Linked DNA regions of Homo sapiens: region 2 is linked to region 1. A link is a contact called in ENCODE Hi-C or POLR2A ChIA-PET data. All regions are on one chromosome and are shown on one strand. Each heading gives the region's core, a stretch centred on a gene start or an enhancer-like site at or near the end of the contact. The rest is flanking DNA. Distances are from core to core; before and after follow the strand shown. Region 1 overlaps ABLIM1 (actin binding LIM protein 1). Region 2 overlaps ABLIM1 (actin binding LIM protein 1).

Region 1 (6,324 bases), core at 1,835-4,334:
GCCTGGCCAATGTGGTGAAACCCCATCTCTACTAAAAATACAAAAATTAGCCAGGCGTGGTGGCAGGGACCTGTAATCCCAGCTACTCGGGAGGCTGAGACAGGAGAATCGCTTGAACCCAGGAGGCAGAGGTTGCAGTGAGCTGAGATCATGCCACTGCACTCCAGCCTGGGCAACAAAGAGTGAAACTCCATCTCAAAAAAAAAAAAAAAAAGAAAAGAAAGAAAGAAAGAAAAAGAAACACCTCATTGGGGAAATGGGTTGGATTTGGGTCCAGTTGAAGATGTTGATGTTGGCTGGGCGTGGTGGCTGATACCTGTAATCCCAGCATTTTGGGAGGCCGAGTTGGGCAGATCACCTGAGGTTACGAGTTCAACACCAGCCTCACCAACATGGTGAAACCCCATCTCTACTAAAAATACAAAATTAGCCGGGTGTGGTGGCACATGCCTGTAATCCCAGCTACTTGGGAGGCTGAGGCAGGAGAATCGCTTGAACTGGAGAGGTGGAGGTTGTAGTGAGCCGAATTCATGCCATTGCACTCCACCCTGGACAGCAAGAGCGAAACTCCATCTCAAAAAAAAAAAAAACAACAGAAAATGTTGATGTTGATGTAAGAGTTGGAGAATGGATACAGCTACCATTTTGATGAGAAAGGGAATAGAAAAAGAACAGCAGAAGGTTTTATGGGGGATGGCAGAGCAACTGTGAGGAAAGGGTGTGTTTGGAAAATGCTGGGTTTGAGAGAGGCATGGCGGTCTGCCTGTGCCCAGCACACAGCTACAAATCAGGGTCTAAAGCTTGGGGAAGACATCACAGAGAGAGATCATTAATTTGATCATCCCTCGCATAAAGTTATAGTTGAGGTTGTGAGAGTGAATGAGATCTGTTCCCAGGGAGGCCTTACATCATAGAGGGAGGAGATGGCACCCATAGGAGTGACCTGCATTTAGGGGCCTGGCCACTGAGACTGAGAAGGAGTAGACAGAGGAGGAGAAACAGGAAAGTAAAGCCTGGGGAGGCAAGAGAGGGAAGAGTCTGAAATGATGTGACAGCTGGTCCATTTTCAGGAAATGTAATAATGTTAAGTATATTTTAGGTACTGGCATCATAGGCCCCCCTTCTCACTGCTTGTTGCATATGCCTTTAGGAACACCTGCCTCTGGGAGTCACATCAAACACTGGTTTCCTTGTATAAACCACCAGAAATAATGGTATGGTTTGTAAGCCACCTTGAGCACTACTTTAAGGAAAAAGCCAAATCAAATCATAATAAGGCACAGTTTGAATGTAGCTTGGCATCTCTCAGTAGTGTTAAGAATTCATTTTTTAAGGCTATGTTATGTTCACAGAAACTAGGACTTTATTAATAAAGGATACTATATGTCAATTTCACAAAACCATGTGATCTGGAAAAGGCTGCAGACAGGTGCCCTAAGAAAGCAGTAAATACAAATAATTTCTAAAACATTTAGAATTAGCTTTGAAACTATCTCAATCTATTTTTTGTGTATTGCCACCAGATTACCCTTTTGACACCACATCTTTGTATAACGACTCTGCATTTTTAAGCCATAGCTGACTGGAGGAGAGAATTTAGGGAATTACCAGTAGTCTGGATGCATTGTTGTGTCACTTCTCAGGGCTTTGAGAAATCCTAAGTTTGGAAAAATAACTGAGTCATCAGAACTTGATGTCACTGAGGAGTGAAATCAGTGGGAACCTGCCAAGTTTCAGGCAGGATTCAGTTTATTTCAAACATTGTGTTTCCTGTTTTATATTAGATACAATTAGGTTCCTGAAGAAGAATCAAAAGAAGACTCTCACCCCTCAAATACCTTGCCATCTTGTAGAAAAATAAGATCTGCACATAGACAGATATTGAAGAAAACACTCTAAGGTTCTGTGACCCGCTACCCCCAGACTGCCTATTGTTGCTGAAGGAATTTGCAATCAGAATGAGGCCAATCCACACGTGGGTTCCCCTGACCCACAGGACTCATCTGGGGAAGAAGAAGCAGGTGGGAGAACAGTGGGGGCAGAGGAGAGGTTGGCAGGTGAGAGGAGGCAGCAGGTGGTGAATGAGCTGTTTTCCAGATAATATGATCACAGGAGTATTTATAGGGTGGTCAGTTTCAGGCATGATGGACTCAGGCCATAATCTTGGGTTACTTAATTGTAAATTGCAAAGAAGAAGGTCATGGCTGTGGAGTGTTGATCTAAACAAAGACTGATGAATCCACAATGGAAAGTTTGTTTGTGGGTTTTGGATCACCTTGAACGTCTTCCGTAGCTTGTAGTTAGTGAAGAGTCCTGACTGAAGGTGGGGGAGTCGTGACTTTCATCAGAACCTTACTGAAGCCCTAGTTCATCTAGATGAATTAAGGAGTCATGGGAACTCAGCAGATGAACCCTGGGAGCATTCGAGCAGGTCCTTAGGAAAGCAATTTACTGATTGAACTCACCTTGTCCCCACCCCAACTGAATACCAAATAATCAAGAAGAATCCTGGATTCTTTGCCTAAGGAATTATAAATTGGAATCAGTTGACCTTGGGGATAGCAAGGTTAGGGTCAGAGATTTCCAGCTTTGGCTGTTGCTTCTCAGCCATTTGGCAGAGAGAGATCTTTACTGTCAGGGACTGCTTTAGGCTTTATTTGCAGACAAATTGTTGTGACCTACTCTGGTCTTGTCTGAACACGTAGACCAGGCCCAAGCTCCCACTGCCTGTTTGCACCATCTCCCTAATCCACAGCTGCACAGTCGGAAGGAGATGCCAAAATCCAGACACAATAAAGCATCCAAATAACAGGTCTTTCCTCTTTTGCCTGTTTGTTTTTTATCTCTCTATAATATATAAATAATTGGCTTATTCTATTTACTGCACAAAGAAAAAATGAAACATCTGAATTTTTCGTAGCAGTGGAAAGTAGTTCCAGAGTGTGAAAAAATACAGCTATCGGAAATTTCAGCTACTGCCTTTGGTATAATGGAAATTTATTACTCAACTCCTAACAATCTTGGCCCAAACCATGTGGTTGTGTGGGCAGGCAGTGGGCACCTTTCCTAAATAGCACACTGCCAGGGACACCTTTGCTCATATTTGAGACAGCCTGAATGAAGGGTATCTTTCTATCAAAGACTGTTTGATTATCTCAGAATTTTAGACATATCACAAAAGCTGTTGAGACCTAGCCAGTGGATTTTACTTGTATGAGATATTGCATAGCTCCCAAAGGGAGGGTCAGAGCCCAATAATAAATAGCTCTTTGTAGCCATCCCCTCCCTAGCCCCAAACCATTGAGATCACAGGGTGAGCAACCAGTCAGTATTCACTCAAAGGCAGTGCTGCCCGGCAGTGTGGCAGATAATGACCAGATGTGAACTTGTCTCTCTACAGTGTGTGGCTGTGACCTGGCACAAGGGGGCTTCTTCATAAAGAACGGAGAGTATCTCTGCACCCTGGACTACCAGCGGATGTACGGGACACGCTGCCATGGCTGTGGGGAGTTCGTGGAGGGCGAAGTGGTGACTGCTCTGGGCAAGACCTACCATCCCAATTGCTTTGCTTGTACTATCTGCAAGTAAGTGAGCCTATCTTTCCAAAGCCTACACCTTCCTCCAACAGAGAAATGCTGGTTTGGGCTGTTAAAGGTTGGATTATACACCTTTTGTCTTGAGTAGCACATACTCTTATCCTTAGATTTCTTTCTTACTGTACTATCAGTCCTAGTAAAAAAAGTAGATTAGTTGGAAACTGTATGTGTGATGTCCTCTACAAAGTAATATGACTGATTTTTAGTAGATTGAAACTAATTCTGAAAGCAGCTCTGGGTCTCAAAACATTTTGGAGCAATAAAAACATCAGGGGGAAATGGCATAACTGCTTAGAAGGATAAAGCTTATTTGGAAGTATAAATTCCTAGGCATGTGTGTGTGTTTAAAATGGTCTCTTTCATCTATAATAGGCGGTGGCAAACTGTGTCCCATGGGCTGAATTAGGCCTGATACCTGTTTTTGTGGATAAAGTTCTATTGGAACACAGCCACTCCCACTTGTGTGTGGCCTATAGCTGCTTCCACGCTGCAACAACAGAGTTGAGTCATTGCGACAGAGACCATATGGTCCGCAAAGTCTTAAAAAATTTACAATCTCATCTTTGGGGGGAAATATTTGCCAACCCTGTTCTCTATGTATCTGTCATCTACCAAGGTTGTATCTTAACTGTGCAAACCAGCTTGATTAAAATGATCAGTCAGGCTGGGCGTGGTGGCTCACCCTTATAATCCCAGCACTTTGGGAGGCCGAGGCAGGTACATCACCTGAGCTCAAGAGTTTGAGACCAGCCTGGCCAACATGGTGAAACCCTGTCTCTACTAAAAATACAAAAAAATTAGCCAGGCGAGGTGGCAGGTGCCTGTAATCTCAGCTGCTTGGGAGGCTGAGGCAGGAGAATGGCTTGAACCCGGGAGGCGGAGGTTGCAGTGAGCCGAGATCGTGCCACTGCACTCCAATCTGGGTGACACAGCAAGACTCCATCTCAAAAAAAATAAAATAAAATAAATAATAAAATGATCAGTCAGAGAACAAGAAAACTATGTGAAGTGTGAGTGGGAAAATGTGGGGCTTTTTGTGGTTTTTGTGTTTTGAGGTCTGCATGTTATAAAACTTAAGATAGGTTTGATTCCTGTAACTAGGAGACTCACCACCAAGGGTCAGCTGCTTTATTGATCAATTCTAATTTGGCAATTTTGCAATCCAGTGCCTTTTCAAGTGGAGATCTATTTGCTATGCCTTTCTAAAAACCCCAATTCAGAGGAGACGTGTTGTCTGTTTTTCAGCATTGTATGTTTCTAAGCCAGAGAGATGTAAGCTCTAGAAGGGAAGATTCAATATTGTGTAATTAATTAACAAGATAATACTGATAAATCATAATAAGACACAAAATATTCATAATAAAATTATTTAAATAACTTTATAGCTATGTATTAGCTCATTTCTCTATTTCATTTTTTTAAATCATAATTTAATAATTCTGGATGAATGAACTGAATATTTTTCTGTATTTAATCAAAAGCAAAGTTCTGCCCTGATTTTTCCCTTTTCAGGCTGTGGCACACAGCCTGGTTAAGAGTCCTGGGCTGGCATGGAGCCCCAAGTCCCAGTCTTACTTCCCAGGTTGAATTGAGACCTATGTGATTTAGCTTTTTCCAGACAATTGCCTCCACCTTAGAATGAGAAGCTGTGAACTAGATGCGAGTCATTTTTCAAGCCTCGCTCATCACTGGAATCTCCTGGATGGGTGGGAGTGGACTAGAGATGGGAGTCTCTCCACAAAGATCAATTTCTAGCCTATTTTCCCCCAAAACCTGCATGCTAATTTAGTAGTTTCTGGAGGGTTCTCATGTATGTTGTCAGTCAGCCAGGTTGGAAGGCCGTGTTCCCAGTAAACTCTAAGAGCCCTTCTGATCCTGACCCTGAGAGGTCATTGCTTTGAAGTTGGTATAATGATAAAAAACGATTTATTAACTATGGCCCTGTCCCTGGACATTTGAGCCAGCAAAGGAGCACTTACTGCTACTGCCTCTACTGCTGCCGAATGACGATAATTCTGTCTGAATTGGGGCCTCCTTTTTAGTTGAGAAGTTATATTCATACAGAAGTTAATTTCACCCTCTTAGCAATTCTTTGAAGGGAACCAGGAGTTAATATCTCTATTTATGAGTGACTTTGAGGCTCACGGTTTAAGGGACATTCCCAAGTTAACGTTAGAACTCAGGTTTTCTAACTCTAAATCCAGGTCTCTTTCTATTATAAACATTCATGCAAATAAAAGAAGGAAGTTATCCAGTATGGGCAGAGGATATAGGGAGGGAGGAAATTACTGAAAAGGGCCATTTACAAAACAACAAAACCCACCCTTCAGAAGGCCCAGCCCAAGTTGAGAACTGGATTCTGGCTTGTCCCATAGAGGATTCGTGTGGGACTTGGGTCTAAAATAATAAGCTTGGATGGGAAGGAAGGCTTGGGCTTGGGTGGGGTAAGCGAGGTGCCTCTGGGCATGCAACAGGTAAAGGGCACTTATTCTCAGGGTCCTGCAAGTGCAGGGTCAGCCACGGAGCACGAGTGCCTCTTTAAACGCTGTGTCTGGGTCCACTCCTGGCCTGGTCGGAGGCAAAAGAACCTGTGCGTGTTGTGTTGAATGGATCCTTAACTTCCTGACTCCCTCCTTACAGAACAGATTTAAGACTTGTTCAGGTTTAGCTAATGAGTGTGAAGCAGTAGGGCTACTGGCATCCAGCAGAGGGTGATTTTTGATTCTTA
Region 2 (6,324 bases), core at 1,225-3,724, 73 kb before region 1:
CTGGGCAAGTGACTTAATATGTCCGAGCCTTAGTTTTCTCGTATATAAAATGTGGATAATACTACCCACATTGCAGCGGTATTATGAGCCCTAAGAGAAAATACGTATTTTAGAAATGCTGGCATTTAGTTGGAGCTCGATAAATACTTCCCCCTCTTCTTCTCACCCAAATGTGTGAGAAGTTGAATAATTGTCTAGATAACAAATACAATTAGTTTTCAAAGGAAAGAAATATCACTGAAGGGAAAGAGAAAGTAGGATTTGCGATTTGAGCTGTAAAATAGATATGATTTACCCAAAATACGAGTAAAAGGAAAATAGCCCAATGATCTGAGAGTGGAAAGAAAAAGGTAGAAGTAAGACACTTTTCACCTAGTTCCACTGGCTGAATCTACTTGGTCCAGCTTTTTTTTTGTTTTATTGATGGTTGCTTTTTGTTTTGTTTATTTTATTTTTAGTCCTAGGAATGTGGGCAAGTAACTATTTTCACATGAAATGTTCCCATGTAAATTACTTCCTTGAGTGAGTAAATATGCTGCAATGCCCCATTCGTTTTAATTAAATGTACTTAAAAACTAATCTTATTTAAAGTCAGAGGGTAAAGCAGTCTGTTTAAGTTTATTGTTTGGCATTGTTTTAATCCAGGCTTTAAACAAATTTGAATCTTACTAAGAGTGGCTTACTTTCAAAGAAATCCCTGATTTCCCATCCTTTGATCCTAATGATTCTGGGGCATGACCCAGTGCTGATTATTATGGATGGACTCCTGTTAACTTGGCAAATCAGCCATGGACCTGTGACGGCCATGGGTACAAGACAAAGCTGCTAACAGAAAGGGAATATGGATTGTGTGGAGGCTGGGCACAGTGGCTCACGCCTGTAATCCCAGCACTTTGGGAGGCCGAGATGGGTGAATCACGAGGTCAGGAGGTCGAGACCAGCCTGGCCAACATAGTGAAACCCCGTCTCTACTAAAAAATACAAAAATTAGCCTGGCATGGTGGTGGGCGCCTGTAGTCCCAGCTACTCAGGAGGCTGAGGCTGGGAAATTGCTTGAACCTGGGAGGCAGAGGTTGCAGTGAGCCGAGATAGCACTACTGCACTCCAGCCTGGACAACAAAGTGAGACTTTGTCTCAAAAAAAAAAAGAAAAAAAAGAGGGGGGATATGGATTGTGTGTTACTCATTGGGGTGGACAGGTGGCCAGCACAGGCTTGATTTGTCTATGGACTACAAGACGAAGGCTACCAGTAGGAAGGTAATATAAGGTGAATACGTGGTCAGCAGATGGGTGATTCTGTCCCTGGGGTGGAAGATGAAGGCTGCCAACAGGAAGGAAGCATAGTCTGTGTGCTGTTTGTTAGGGCGTGTAGAGGTAGCCAGCAGGAAGATTCCTTTCTCAATCTCAGAAAGCAGCACACCCAGAATACACTAGAGAAACCCTTTGCAGAATCAGGATTTAAGTATGTCAGGATTTTAGATAGACTATGATATGATATGCACGAGGATTCTAGATATTTCTCAAAGGTAGAAATAAACCTTTGATATCAACACCTTTATTTATTTATTTATTTATTTATTTATTTATTTATTTATTTATTTATTTATTTTGACAGAGTCTTGCTCTGTCACCCAGGCTGGAGCACACTGGTGTGATCTTGGCTCACTGCAGCCTCTGCCTCCCGGGTTCCAGCGATTCTCTGTGCCTCCGCCTTCTGGGTGGCTAGGATTACAGGCATGCACCACCATGCCTGGCTAATATTTTTGTATTTTTAGTAGAGATGGGGTTTCACCATGTTGGCCAAAGCTGGTCTTGAACTCCTGACCTCAAATGACCTGCCCGCCTCGGCCTCCCAAAGCACTGGGGTTATAGGTGTGAGCCACCGTGCCCAGCCAACACCTTACTTTTGTAGGAAGTAAGAGACTGAGGTCCAGAGAAGTAAATGACTTTCCTAAGGTCTATGGTATAATCAGAGGGTAGTGTTAGATTAAGACCCTAGCTCTCCTCTCTCCCTGTTTGATATTACATGAGAAGACCAAAGGATTATTAATTTTTTTTTTTAAGTTCAGTTGGAGATTCAGCTCGGGTGAAACTTTCCTGTGGAGTCTCTCCAGACCTCTCCTCTTTTGGGCTCTGCTGTGTACCACACAAATGCCCATCCAAGCACCTCTATGCTTGGCTATTTGTATCTGTTTGTTTGCGTGTCTCCCTACCAGGTAGTAAGTGCCTTAGTGGCAGGACAGTTGTTTCCGTGGTTTCTTCAGACTATAACGCAGTGCTTGGTAAGTAAAGGTACTTCATACATTTTAAAATGGAGATGTAATGTAGTACACCATAACATTCACCACTTTAACATTTACGAGCCTGTGCATTTTAGTAGAACCACGAAGTTGTGCAACCATCCCACTATCTAATTCCAGAGCATTTTTATCAGCCCAGAAAGAAACCTTGTGCCCGTTAGAAAACATCCCTGATGACTCACATTCCTCAGCTGCTGGCAACGACTTATCTCCTTTAGGTGTTTGTGGGTTTTCCTATTCCAGACATTTCATCTGATTGGAATCATGTAACCTGTGATTTTTGTGTCTAGCTTCTTTTACTTAGTATAATGTTTTTAAGGCTCATCGAGGCGGTAGCATTTATCAATACCGTATTCCTTCTTATGGCTGAATAGTATCCCATTGTAGGGATATATCACATTTTCTTTATCTTTTCGTCAGCCGATGGTCATTTGTGTTGTTCCTGCTTTCTGGCTATTATGAATAATGCTGCTATGAACACTTGTTACATGTTTTTGTGTGAACGTGTTTTCAGTCCCCTTGGGTATATACCGAGGAGTGGAAATCCTGGGTCATACGATAATTCTCTGTTTAACTTTTTGAGAAACTGTCAAACCGTTTTCTACAGTGGCTATACCATTTTACATTCCCACCACTTAATACAATTTCAAATTAAATTAAAGCTATTCCCTCAAAGTGAAATAACCAGTTTTCCCATATGTACACAAATCCTATATGTACATTCTATTTACATCCTATATCTTAATCTTCAAAACTGCTTTTATCTTTACAACATAAAGGTCTGCAAACATTATATAAAGAAAGGTAGGGCCTTTACTTTGAGAAATCATTTAGCTGGCTTGTAAATTCACTTTCTGTAAGTGACTTACTGTGGCCCCCCAAGTTTTGTTTGTTTGCTGTTTAGAAGTCTTTCCTCATCCAAGTTCTGTGGCCATAGATAACAACCAAAATTAATCAGAGGACATCAGAGACATTATGACTCACAGAGCCCAGAAAAATCTAGCTCACAAAGGTTTGTCTGCAGCCCAAGTGGAGAGGGAGAATTCTCATGCCATAGAGTAGGATCTCCTGGGATAAAGATGAGCTGGGGAAGAAAAGTCAAATAGCTAGGGCCACAGCTAGCGCTCAGCCAGCTCCCTTTCTGTCCATCATGACCTGGATCATTTTGTAAGGTCATTTTTGACATCACTAGAATATTCTGGGGTGTTTAATATTTGCTGTCCTTGTGGGACAATTCCCAGTTCTGTTTCATATTGGTCTTTTCCCTGAAGTGCTATCATGTGATTCTAGTGTGTAGCTGGATATGTTCTGTTATCCTTTCCTTGGGCTCTTTTCCCTAAAGGGCACAGACTCTATCTTCACTTGGTAGCCAGTGGCATTATAGGGGCAGTGGCTACTTAATAACTGCCTAGGCTGGGCACGGTGGCTCACGCCTGTAATCTCAGTACTTTGGGAGGCCGAGGCAGGCGGATCACCTGAGGTCAGCAGTTCAAGACCAGTCTGGCCCAACATGGTGAAACCCTGTCCCTGCTAAAAATACAAAAAAATGAGCTGGGCATGGTGGTACACACCTGTAATCCCAACTACTTGGGAGGCTGAGGCACAATAATTGCTTGAACCCAGGAGGCAGGGGTTGCAGTGAGCCAAGATCGTGCCACTGCACTCCAGCCTGGGTGACAGAGTGAGACCCTGTCTCAAAAATAAATAAATAAATATTAATTAATTTATTAATTAATTTAAAAAACTGTCTAATCTTTGAGGTCACCAATTGGTCCAGTGCTATCCATGATGGGAATACTAAGTGAAGTTAATTGTTTAGTAATACTTCAACTGAACTTGATTTCACATAGATCGTGGTTCAATTGGTCTATTTTAAGAGTTTAAAGAAGATGCAAACAGGATCCAACACATTTCCTGGTTAACTTCTATATCTACATACCAAGAGTGATCCAGTTCATTTTTCTATATGTGGCAGCAGCTGCTGAAAAGATGTTGAGCCCAGCCAACCTCCTGTAACTCCTCCTGTAGTCGTGAGGACCACATTAGACTTGAAGCTCACCTTATCTCTCTTGCTGAGCGGCAAGCATTCCTTCCTTTGAATCTTCATACCGTTTGGTCGGTATCTCTGATTCCAATCCCTTTCTGCCTTGTTTTAGAGTTATTTAGGTCCTTGTGCTGTTTGGTCTACTTAGATGTAAGGTTGTTGAGGGCTTAGTTTAGGTATCTTTGATCTCTATACCACTTGTGGCTCCTTGAAGGTGATACTTCGCATATTGCAGATGCTCAGTAAATATTGTTAGCCTCATTAATGGGTCAACATTCATTTGTTTCTCTTCATTTTTTCCTTTGATTTTTGCCCACCTAGTTCTCAATTGTGGATGCTATGGCTGAATGCTCATCTTGTGGCTTAGTTGCTTTTTTTCCTGTGTGCAAATTTAATGGCCAATGAAGCATATTGGTAAATGCTCAGTGCTCTTAGTATACGTTATTCAGGAAGAGGAAATATTGTGTAATCCAGATCCAAAACCAAGAAGAATTTAAGTTCTAAATATTTTCCTTCCTGTCCACCCTCTAATCTCCTCCAAATCCCAACAAATACAATACATATGCGGAGTGTTTTCATCTTGCTAGAGATAGTGAGAGAAAGGAAAGGAAGAGACCTACCTTCTGTATCTCTTTCGAATGTACAGCCAACTTGGCATATGGCATGTAGTACTAGCACAATCTTTGGTTGAATTGTAGCAATATGCAGCTGTTTAAAATGGTAAAAAGAGAGCCCATGTAATATATGTGTAAATGTTATAAAATGACTCATTTTTATAGAGCTTGGTAAATGTCATAAGTCACATCCTTCTGCCTAAAACATAAACACAGGCCAAAAGGACATTTTGGGGGCATATTTATTTATGAGGCAGTTGGTAGTTCTGACCTCTGCTACCAGAGTTAATCTAAGTTGTCTCCTTTACATATTTTAAAGGAAGAAGTACTTTGGCGTAGTCTGTGTGCATACAAGTTCCTTTGTGTTTGTATAATAAGGTGATCCAATTAATGATTGATTTTCTTGAGAAAAAAATATATTCTGTCTGATGAACATGCTTGGTCTTTTCAGGACATTGTTCTATTTAGAATCTGTCTCTGTTATCTTTAGATGAAAGTGATCAGTGACTCAAGACAAAATTTTTTTTAGCATAAAAATATGGATCTTAGATTCTCTTTTGTTTAGAACTCCCTGCCAAAAAAAAAAGAGACTCTGCGAGGAAAACTTAAAAGCAAGTAATTTATTTGGAAGGTGATCCTAGGAATCACTGGTAGAGGAGTGAGGCTAATAAAAGGTGCAATATCAAGCCAGTTACCAGTGTGGGCAGCAATTCTCAATCCATTGGGAAGTCTAAGAGGTAGTGTGGGATGTGCTGCAGAGATATCCCAGCCAAGGGGTGAGGAAGCTGGGGTATTTATCTACCACCTCCCCATCACCATTGTTTGATAGCTGCTTTCAGGTACATTAACTCACGCATTTTGATGCTTCTAGTAATCACATCTGACTTGTAGAGGCGAGTGCCACGGAGGTATGGGTAGGGCGCTGACAGATTCCATTGCAAATGATCCCAACTGAGATATTATTTTGGTAAACATTCCCTCTCCATTCTAATGGAGGATCTTTTGTTTCTGAAGAACAGAAATCCACTTATACTTTTCAATAACCCAATCAAAATAGGTAGAGAGATGGGGGATAGGAACCCAGGAAATGCTGGACAGCCAGGCCTCAGGAAGTACAGAATTCCAGGCTGCTCCAGGACCAGCAGTTTAGTTTGAGGGGAGGCCCTATTCTCTTCCCGCCCGTCTGGCTTCCTCTGACACTCTGTCCCTTGGGACTTTGGTCTACACATGGTTCTGTGATGCCTGCACCTGGCCTGGCCTAACTTTATCTTTTAAGGTGAATATCCATCACTGACTGGGACTTTTATATGTTTCTCTAACTTCAGATTCTTAGGAGTAAAAATCTAATTGGCCCAGTTCATCTTTT

The links. A loop is a pair of places that touch in the nucleus more often than their neighbours do. ChIA-PET counts read pairs that join two places held with the same protein, here RNA polymerase II (POLR2A). Pooled maps may share reads with other maps.
Region 2: POLR2A ChIA-PET joins it to region 1 with 12 read pairs in MCF 10A. The contact joins two enhancer-like sites. A Hi-C loop is called at or near these places in 5 of 168 maps with a recorded cell type or tissue (Calu3, aorta, ascending aorta and 2 more), 4 of 37 single-sample maps with no recorded cell type and 4 of 50 pooled maps. POLR2A ChIA-PET finds 5 or more read pairs at or near these places in 5 of 52 experiments (MCF 10A, Panc1, WTC11 and 2 more).

What each region holds. Positions count from the first base shown.
Region 1 is chr10:114,572,676-114,578,999 of GRCh38, reverse strand. ABLIM1 (actin binding LIM protein 1) reads left to right here. Exons shown (of 23, transcript NM_002313.7): 3 at 3,401-3,584. Among named protein-coding and RNA genes, the nearest start is that of ABLIM1, 82 kb to the left of the region's middle. Within about 2 kb of position 3,084, at least 5 of the 41 ENCODE cell types and tissues checked have a DNase peak (open chromatin) inside an H3K27ac peak, as active enhancers do.
Region 2 is chr10:114,644,686-114,651,009 of GRCh38, reverse strand. All of the region lies in intron 1 of ABLIM1 (actin binding LIM protein 1), which reads left to right. Among named protein-coding and RNA genes, the nearest start is that of ABLIM1, 10 kb to the left of the region's middle. Within about 2 kb of position 2,474, at least 3 of the 41 ENCODE cell types and tissues checked have a DNase peak (open chromatin) inside an H3K27ac peak, as active enhancers do.